2 separate regions of the Homo sapiens genome follow, and region 2 is linked to region 1. Evidence: read pairs that join two places in POLR2A ChIA-PET (ENCODE). Cell type or tissue: endothelial cell of umbilical vein. All regions are shown on one strand. Links, peaks and the distances in the headings refer to the core of each region. The heading gives the core; the rest is flanking DNA.

Evidence for each region. Peaks named below come from ENCODE experiments on the same cell type or tissue, not always from the same donor. Only the 100,000 strongest peaks of a DNase experiment are listed, where the experiment ranks them.
Region 2: POLR2A ChIA-PET joins it to region 1 with 5 read pairs; 1 of 35 experiments calls an interaction of 5 or more read pairs at or near these places.

The regions. Positions count from the first base shown.
Region 1 is chr13:58,294,123-58,299,510 of GRCh38, forward strand. No RefSeq gene overlaps it. Among named protein-coding and RNA genes, the nearest start is that of LINC00374, 64 kb to the left of the region's middle. In endothelial cell of umbilical vein, for the core only: no CTCF peak of the experiment used is centred there; a DNase peak (open chromatin) is centred at 2,569; H3K27ac peaks cover 241 bases.
Region 2 is chr13:59,357,312-59,362,699 of GRCh38, forward strand. No RefSeq gene overlaps it. Among named protein-coding and RNA genes, the nearest start is that of DIAPH3-AS1, 650 kb to the right of the region's middle. In endothelial cell of umbilical vein, for the core only: no CTCF peak of the experiment used is centred there; a DNase peak (open chromatin) is centred at 2,950.

The DNA of each region.
Region 1 (5,388 bases), core at 184-5,183:
TTTCACCAGACCTGCAGAGGAACACAGTATTCCCCAAACATTAAGAAGCAGCTGCAGGAAGCATTTTGTAAACATACGGTATTTGTATAATTAATGTTTAAGTAGAGAATTAGCTTACAGTTACAGAATTCCAGTTAGAAAACCTGAAATTTTTAGAGCTGAACTCATAATGCCCTTTTTTCTCTCCAAAACCACCTATCCCAATTGTATCTTGCCCAATGAATAGCAACTAAAAAACTGGTTGTTCAATTTATCTTCTGGAAAATAACCTTGAAAAGTGCTTTGTTTTCACCTAGCTCCCCACATTCCATCCCTTAGGTGTATCTCCTACTTCCGTTGCCACCACAGAGGCTTAGAACCTGCAACACTGTGATAGCTGTCTGATTACTCCCTTAGTCTAGCCTGTCTACCATTTTCCTGACAGATGACCCTTCTTAAAATAGAAATCTAAGCATGCCTTTCCTTTGCTTAAAATACTTCTTAAATTTTAGACTGAAATACTACAATTACCTTTGAGATAAATTCCAATCTTTTAAACTACACTTCAAAATGTTTTTATAATTTAGCCTCTACCTAAATCTCCAATCTCATTTTTCATTTTAATTATAATGCTGGAGCCAAATACCTGCACTTCTTTACTTTTGAGATGTATGTATGTGCTTCCCATCATCACAGAATCTTAGAAACTTTTATTTATCCTGGGTATATCCTATTTTCTTTTTGAGAATTCACGCAAGTATTACTTCTTTTAGGAATATCTTACTGCAATTTCCAGCTACAATGTAATACAATTTTTTTTCCTGTTTGACAGCAAATTCTAAGTTAACTGCCATAAATGGCAATATTCAGAAAAGAAGCAATTATGATTATATTCAAAAGAACTGAATAGTGCCAGTACTTTTATCATAAGTTTAGAAGATTTTAGAAGATCAGTTAGGAAATAGTCTAGTCTAAATTTTTTCTGCCATTCATTCTCCATGTTTGTTATGTTTTCTTCTTAAATTTTCATGAATAAAGTAAATATTGTTTTATTCAATATCACTATGTCATTTAAATACAATTTTTAGAACATGATAATGCAATTATCTATTTACCATGGTAATAACATTGATAACATGATATGGGCCCAGATATTGACTATGTCATTTATAATTTTAATAGTTAAATTTTACAAAGCAAGGAGAACAAGAGTGAAATAAGAATATTGCTTGAAAAGTTTATATATAGATACCAGAATCATATGTAATTCAATAAATAATTCAGACATAATATTTCTTTCTTTTCCTTTTTTTTTTTTTTTTCTTGAGACGGGGTCTCACTCTGTTGCCCAGACTGGAATGCAGTGTTGGGATCCTGGCTCACTGCAACCTCCGCCTCCTGGGTTCAAACGATTCTCCTGCCTCAGCCTCCCAAGTAGCTGAGACTACAGGCATGCGTCACCACACTCGGCTAATTTTTGTATTGTTAGTAGAGACAGGGTTTCACTATGTTGGCCAGGCTGGTCTTGAACTCCTGACCTCAAGTGATACACCTGCCTCGGCCTCCCAAAGTGCTGGGATTACAAGCATGAGCCACTGCACCCGGCCAGAAATAATATTTCTAATAAAGTTACATGATGGCCAGTGAACTGTTCCACATGAGCATACAGCCATGACAGGTTTAGAGCAAACTAGAAGCCTGAGCATGCAGTGAGTGTTTACTACTGCTGTTTGATAAAGTCTACAATAAAATAAATTTGAATCAGTTACTATATAATTTTACTCCATTATAATGAAGCATACTAGTAGGCTGTTTGCAAAAATAATAATTCATAATACTGAATTTTTTTGTTTTTTAATTCTTCTTATTTTGTTATACCTGCGACATGAAGAATATGCATCACTATTGGACATAAATTTTAATCATCACAGAATACAGTAAATGATAAGAACCTTGAACTAGTAAATGGCTGTGTTTCTCTTGACCAGGATATTCTATATCTTAATGATGACAATAGTTTCCTAACTACATGCTGTGAATGTGACTCCACTAGCTCCCTTACCCTGTCCCTATTTGGCTCCTGCAAAAGCAAAATATTGATTATTCTTCTGCTTTCCTGATTCAATCAGAATTTTATTCTAAGGCACGTAGGCTGTTTTTTAAACAAATATAAGACTTAAAATAAAAAATATATAATTACTATATGTTATTATAAAGTGGGAGGGCCAGTGAGATAAGATGACAGAACTCAAAAGAAAGTGTAGGAAGCTGGGAATGGGTTTTACTGCATCACCCAGAATGCTCCCAAGAAGTATCACCAAATCTCCATATTAAAGAATATACTGAACGCAGATGAGTGCTGATATTCAAGGCCGTAGCAATTTGCAGGTAGAGTTTTTGCAGGAATAATCTGAAGTTTATATAAAATATAATTTGGGGAGCATTTCTATGGTTCTTGTTCATTGTTCCACTTTGCAGTATGACTAACACAAATGACTAGAAAACAAGCAGGAAGTCCTACTTCCTAGGCAAAACTCTTAACAAAGAGCCTAAAACCTATTCTGAAAGCAAACAGCATCCCAAGTGCATAAATTGAGCCAAGAAAAAGGATTATGGAGAAGACTATACTTTAGCAGGCACATAAACATCAGAGAGCTGGGCTATATACACATAGTTGTGCTTATCTATATATGTCATAAAGGGTCTTACCTTCTGTAAATGAACAGTTTTACATAATGGTATAATAAACGAAGAGAAAAAGAAAGATGAAAATAAAAAGAAAGTGGAAGTAGATAAGAAAGAAGGCAGGAATGGAGGGAGAAAAAAGGTAGAAAGGAAGCTTTGTTAAAAGACTTCTGACTTGCAAAAAGGGTGAAGAGAGTGGATAATGGTGATATATGACATTTCAATGAAAAACTTTGCTGTCTGTAATTTTTTTTATTAAAGAGTGACAATACTCTTCCTCATTTGTGCAAAGGGAAAAAAAAAAGAATGGAAAAAGCTAACTCCTGTTCTGACCATGACAGCGTATATACTTGAGTGTGACTGATGCCTTGGAAAAGGCATGGGGTAATGAGAGTTACGACATTGATTAAAAGAAGCAGAAGGAATTGGCTGGACAACGGCAGTGAAAAGCAATAAGGCAGTGCTGAAAAACTACCAAAAGCTTCATTCATTTATTAATCTATTCATTCATTCATCCAATTGTACAAAGTAATAAGGCAGGCATGGTCACTTTCCTCAAGGAGTCAGTGTCAGAAGGAGACATAAAAGAAATCATCCCTAAAGTAACCAGTTTCATTTTGTGAATCTACAATGGTAAAGTACATATACAAAAGAGACAAAATGACTCGGGATCAGGAAAATACATGTTTCCTCAGGTTCTCGATGAAAGGCTGAATATCTCCACCACGGTTGTGTTCTAAGAACAGGGATACATGGTGAAAATAAAAGTCTAAAAATACAATATCTGACAACCAGTGCTGGAGGCAGAGTGAGGATTTTCTTAAACTCATAGAGTTCAGAGAATATAAACAGCTTGGCTCCTCCTTCAAAACATATGAACCAAGTTCTTACAGTCTTGAAATAACTGAAATTCATAAACCTACATAAATAACAATTATGCATAATCAAACAGGTTTAACTTCAGAAATGAAGTGAATCACTGGGCAACTACAACAAGCTAGCAATTTTGAGACCAGCTGTTTCTCATAAAAGTGGAACTGTAATTTGGATAACAGAACATAGGCAGAATGAAGACACTGTGTTTCCCTTTGAGTAATTGCTTTTGTTACTAATAGAAAAGAACACATTCTCTTATCCTGAAGTAGCATTACAATATGTGGCAGCCTCTAACTAAATCAGAGAGGAATAATTAAGAGGATATATAACAATTTGATGTATTAACTTCTAGAAGACCATTGTACTTGAGGAAGCCAATAAATAATATTTTGAAAGGTAAGGGCACATATAATTAAACGTAACTGAAAAGATAAAATAACCAATTCTCATACTGCTACACCTAAACTTTCAAGCTTGCATCTATAAATATGAAGCAGAGTGTAGTTGTTTATGCAAGTGTCAGAGTTTCTTGAAGGATAGGTTTTAGTTATTAATAAATCATAACATATGAGAGGGACATAATGTAATATCTAGGCTAAGAAATTCTATAGCCATAAGAACTCTCACCTGCCTTGGAAAGTAAATAGCTCTGGGGAGCCATATGCGGCCAAAGGAAGCCACAACTTTTCTTACTCTATACATAATTTCAGCATTTAACCTTGTATTGGTTGATCTATCTGGTTGTGTGTGTCTTTTATTTATATCATACTATGGAGCTTAGCAAGAGTAAGAACTATAGCTTCTCTCTGTTGCCATCTATAGCTCACAGCACTTAGTATCCAGCAGGTGCTCAAGTAATATTATTGATAGTTATGCCATACTGATGTGTATTTGACCTTGCATGCCTCAGGTAAATCACAATATTCTGCTTTTTGTTTATGTTTTCTTCTTTTCTTCAAAGAGTTTCTCCCAGAGAAAGTCAGGATTATCAGTTGGGTTTCCACATCGACCTATGCCTAAAGTTGACACTGCATATTTAATAGTTTGTTTGCAAATACTTGTGGGTCAAGCACTAGCCTCCCATGTTTTGGTGGGTGAAAGATGAATAGGCTATGACCACAAAGAGCTTAAAGTCCAAAAGGGTTAGTTGTCTATTAATCTCGATGACACTCAAAATCCAGTAAATTTTGAAGGGCAATGTATGTGAATGACAAGGAAGGTATTCCAGGTAATAGTGTCACAACACACAAATGAAAGAAGTGAGTCTGTCTTACAAACAGTGGACTCAGCATAAATATACACTACAGTACACATGTATTCTAACTATTCTAAGTAACTTTATTTAGAATAGTAACAGATTCAGGTTTTTATACAGGAAATAACTACAGCCTTGGCGTTTGGGAAACTTGGTTCTCGTTCTGACTCCCCACATGTAGCTGCATATCTAGTTCTATGTTTACTCATCTGTGATAAGCAGTGGGCTAACAAACTCTCAGTTCTTTTCAGTTTTAATATTATATGTTTATGATTAGATTAGGTGGCTGATGGGGGGTGGCAGGTGAATGATGGCATCAATCTTCAGTGGCAGAGAGAAAAGTAACATTAAAAATATAAAATCTGACCAGCATGGTGCCTCATGCCTGTAATCCCAGCACTTTGGGAGGTCGAGGTGGGTGGGTCACTTGAGGTCAGGAGTTTGAGACCAACCTGTCCAAAATAACAAAACCCCGTCTCTACTAAAAAAAAAAAAAAAAAAAAAAAAAAAAAAAATTAGTCGGATGTGTTGGCATCCACCTGTAATCCCAGCTAATCAGAAGGCTGAGGCAGGAGAATCACTTGAATCCAGGT
Region 2 (5,388 bases), core at 294-5,293, 1.1 Mb after region 1:
TCTTCCCCACTCCCTTTATGTTTTGATTCTCATACTTCATTTTCTATCCACTGACTTTGGTTTTATCCTATTTACTCATTTATTGCAAAGCTCTTAAAAATCTCTTTTTTTTTTTTTTGAGACAGAGTTTCACTCTTGTTGCCCAGGCTGGAGTGCAATGGTGCGATCTCAGCTCACCACAACCTCTGTCTCCCGGGTTCAAGCAATTCTCCTGCCTCAGCCTCCCGAGTAGCTGGGATTACAGGCATGCACTACCACACCTGGCTAATTGTGTATTTTTAGTAGAGACGGGGTTTCTCCATGTTGGTCAGGCTGGTCTCAAACTCCTGGCCTCAGGTGATCCACCCACCTTGGCTTCCCAAAACGCTGGGATTACAGACCTGAGCCACCGCGCCCGGCCTTAAAGACCTTTTTTAAAATTAGATGAGAGATAAAACAACAAAATAAAAACAGTAAACATTAAATAGGATTCCAGCCATCGTCAGAGAGATCACAATCTCTGAGGGAAAAAAGAGCAAGCAATACGGCAGAGCCTATTACTAGTGTTCAACTAACTAGCAATTGCTCTTAGAATTCAAAGAAATGGTACAACAGAAAACTTGTGTTTTAGGTCAATTTCCTGTGAAACAGACCCTGAGGTAGGATGTGCATTATGAAAGTGCTTTAAAATAAACTGCTAAAGGAATGGGGAAAGCCAGACCAGAACGGGGAAGAAGTCAAGCCAGGGTAATATCTCAACATCTCACAGAAGATTGCTTCAGCCTGATCCTCCACAGGATGTTTGCAATATAAGTTAACACCTCAGAGATTGTCCTGGGGCAAAGGAAATGGGCTTCCAAGCTTCTGCACCAGTCACCCATTGGCCACGGTCCTCTCTGGGAAGCGAGCTCTTAGGCACTACAGCTCTCTGCGGGAGTCTCTGGACGTGTAGACAAAGAGGCTGCGGTAGCCTGGGCAGTCCTTCAAAGAAAGTTCCAGGTGCCTGTGGTCACAGGGAAGTGCATACTGAGCCCAAGAAAACACAGAGAAGTGCTAAAGGGAGCTGAGGGCATCTAAGCAAAGCATCAAGGTCTGCTCTGTTGGAGAAAGTTCCACTGAAGGAGCTGGCTCTTCACCTGTACTGAGCCTTAAAGGATAGGCAGAATTGGTATAGACATGGAGGAGAAAGTATTTTATAGAATCTACAATTCTAAGACTAATTCTAAAAGTAGCAGAATCCTCCAGGTGCTCTAGAATGATAGTAAGTTATAACCTAGGCTCTTAGTTCTATTTCCAGTCCCAAGGAGGAATCCTGAGTTCATCTCTTATTTAAGTTATTAAACACAATCATTTGTCTTTAGATAAGAGGTGATAGGAGGTTAAAAAAAACCATATGCTTCTTCCAAATTTTAGCAATGCTATTATTCATCCATTCTGGTTCTAAAATACAGATACTGCATAAAACCCTGGCCTCAATCCTAAATAAAAAGGAAGCCTGGTGGGAAGAGGATGAGACCTACCTAAGTGTTTTGTACTCCCTATTCTATTATCATCCTCCCTAAGTTGCAGAATTTGGAAACCATTTCAAATAAAAGCTATTTAGTACTGTGTCTCTTTTTCTCTTTTTTCAGTAGAATTTATCACCAACAAGCAAAGTGCAGTAATAGCTTTTTCTCCTATGCACGCTTTAGGATGTAGTCTAACTTTATCTGGAGTTGGGCATAAAGGCATAAATCATTAAGCCCCTGCTGGCCGGATCAAGAGCCTATCTTTCAGAAAAATCAAGTGTCTAGGGGCTGCCACTCAGAGAAACTCTATTTTCTGGCTCTCCATCAGGGTTACAGACACCTCTCCCCAAGGATTCATCAACCGCCAAACAAAGAGGAAGGCAGGTCAATGACACCAAAATCTGCAGCTTCAGCAGCTTCTGAAGTTCCTGACCAAAAAAAAAAAAAAAGAGCGAGAGAGAGAGAAAGAGAGACAGTGTGAAAAAAAAAAAATCTTAAAGGAACTTTAACAAACCATCTCAGAATTCATAGTTTACATTCTGGAAAGGAGGCTTTCAGAGTCCTACAGCATACAAGCTTCTCGTGATAAAATAATGGGCTACCAAGCAGGCACTGGTCTTTATTGTTTTATTAGCTAGTGCCTAGTTATGTGTGCTTAAAAAAAATCATTTTAACAAAAGGGTTTCTTCATGATTTTTTTTTTTTTTGAGCTGGAGTTTCGCTCTTGTTGCCCAGGCTGGAGTGCAATGGCGCGATCTCAGCTCACCGCAATCTCCACCTCCCAGGTTCAAGCGATTCTTCTGCCTCAGCCTCCTGAGTAGCTGGGATTGACAGGCATGTGCCACCACGCTCAGTTAATTTTGTATTTTTAGTAGAGACAGGGTTTCACCATGTTAGTCAGGCTGGTCGTGAACTCCAAACCTCAGGTGATCTGCCCACCTTGGCCTCCCAAAGTGCTGGGATCACAGGCGTGAGTCACCATACCCAGCCTCATATCTTTTATCATGTTAACATAACTTATATGTGGATAAACCAAACTAATAGATTCCCATTTATCGAATACAGGCACTGCCTTCCAGTTGAATAATCATGTTTCAGTTTGTCCTTGGGTGCTCTTATACTTTGGCACCAACAATTTATACTACAAAATTATGGAATTCCAATTCAGATCAGTAACCATTGCTTTTAGGATTGTTGTTTATTTTATAGGGAAGGAAGCTGATATTCAGAGAGGTTGAATAAACCTCTACCGGGCCACGCAAAGCCTATTGTAGAAGAAACCCAGTCACCTGTCTTCCTATCCAAAGCTTTTCTAGTTATACCACAGTTCAACTAAAAAGGTTAGAGACAAGTTTAAACTCTAAAGATTCTTTGGAGGGCAAAACAACACAATGAAACTCAGATAGATAGAAAGCAGAACTCTTTATTACTCACAGCTCCTAAAGAGAGAAGGCTGCCAGGCAGGGCCACACAGGAAGTTAGACAGAGGAAGCACAACAGCAAGCTGGAGCTGTGAGAGGCAGCTTAAGAGGGCTTCCTGTGAATGGACTAATTTGAACAATTCCTGGGACTCAGGCTCCAGGGCAGAGGACCTGCCCTAGTTGTTTGGTATTTGGCCCTGGGGTAATTAGGGCAGGTGCATAGTAGCCTATGCACATGAGAGCTCCAGGAAAGAAATGACTAGGTTATGGATGCAGCCTTGTCAGACAAGAACTAACTAGCCTTTAGCCATGGCCTTAAAACTGGGTATAAAACATCTTCCAAAATTTTTTTACAAATAGTTATTAATAAATAGTGTTAGCCCTATGCCTATAAATACTCAGAGAAAAGCTGTGAAAAGACAAAACAAAATAAAAACAATAAAGCAATATGGTTAATCAAAGACCGGGAGTTGAGTCCTTCTGCCACTCATTTGCTCTGTGATTTCAGCCAAGTTAGCCACCTTCCCTGTACTTCAGGTTCTTTAGCTGTGAATCAGGAATTCACATAATTTACAGGACTATTGTGGAAATTTAATGTAATAGTGCATATTAACAAACACACATATTTCATATGTTTATATAAAATATAAAGTTGTAAACAAAGGAATTTTCACCCCAATGATAGATTTCATACAAATATAATGATATCAAGGTATTTTTAAAGGACTGCATTCTTATCACTACAGATATACACAGCCTTCTAGCTCTCAGGGAGTATCTTTTTACTACCAAATAGAGCTATAAATTGTGGATTCTTGATATAATAGATCAAGATAGCTCCTTCCCATGTGTTATGTTCTACTGCCTTAAAATAATAAACTGCCAAGACAATATCATGCATCATATTAGAGGCAGATTATTCAGTGAAACTCCCAAGGAGAGGAACTTGCAGCTCACAGACACTAGGTTTCATCCTTTGTTATCTCATCCTCCTTCACAATATCCTAAGTTTTACAGAGTAAGAAAAACCTTAACTTATAATAATCAGAAAAAATATGATTCATAAAAATACTTCCAAATTCTTAGAAACACAAAACTTTAAAATTATCAGTGGTAAAAGTAATATAAAAATAAATCATTCTGGACTTAGAAGAACTATCTTTTGGGCAAAGATTTATAAGGGAGATCAAGACATGGGAGTCTGAATATAAAACATTCAGAATTCTCTTCCAGACACTCATAAGTTCTCATTTCTCAGTTCGTGTTTCTCAGGAAGCACAGTTCTTTTGATGTCAATAAAAGAGACTCAAATTGGTCTGGCTCTGTCGCCCAGGCTGGAGTGCTCACTGCAAGCTCTGCCTCCCGGGTTCACGCCATTCTCCTGCCTCGGCCTCCCAAGTAGCTGGGACTACAGGCACCCGCCACCACGCCCTGCTAATTTTTGTATTTTTAGTAGAGACGGGTTTCACCGTGGTCTCCATCTCCTGACCTCGTGATCCGCCCACCTCGGCCTCCCAGAGTGCTGGGATTACAGGCGTGAGCCACCACACCTGGATGATTTTTTATCATTAAAGTTTCTTCCCTCATCAGAAATGGGTGGTCTAGAGAAAACTCCCCAAGGAAGGAAGGGACCTATCAGTTACAGCCCTTACTAGATTCTCATATGTGTCCAAAAAGAGCTGTTTGGAAAGAACTCAAAAGTTTCCAAGAGACAGAACTCTTCTCTTGTAACCTTTCTCTATGGAAACAAGACACAGGTGAATTATTCAACTACATATTTTTCAAAGCATTATAGAGTGTGTGTGTATGTGTATTTCTTTTTCTTTCTTTCTTTCTTTTCTTTTTTTTTTTTGAGGCAGAATCTTGCTCTGTCTCTCAGGCTGGAGTGTGGTGCCACGTGAGCTCACTGCAACCTCTGTCTCCCAGGTTCAAGTGATTCTCCTACCTCAGCCTCCCCAGTAGCTGGGATTACAGACACCCATCCCCACGCCTGGCTAATTTTTATATTTTTAGTGGAGACAGGGTTTCGCCAAGTTGGCCAGGCTGGTCTTGAACTCCTGACCTCTAGTGATCCACCCACCTCGGCCTCCCAAAGTGCTGGGATTACTGGGGTGAGCCACTGTGCCCAGTCTCCTAGATTGTATATTTTTAAATGCTTTGTACTTTTGAAATGCTATAGCCTGCAGAGTCCACTTTCAGAAGAGTATCATATATAATGAAGCCCAGCCCAAACAGAAATTTCTTATCGTTACTCACAAATCTCAGATATTTAGAGGGTCCAATTGCAAGTGTATACAAACTCTCACAGTGTGTTTTCTTGGACACTCTGTTACCTTAACATTCCTAGGAGCCTCTTACTATCCTACTCCAAGTGCATCTGATTTCTTAGCACTATTCTGTGTACTAAGACCTCCCCTCGTATCTCAGTGGCCAAAACTAGGTTACATGTCCACCATAAATCAGTCACGAGTGAAGGGACT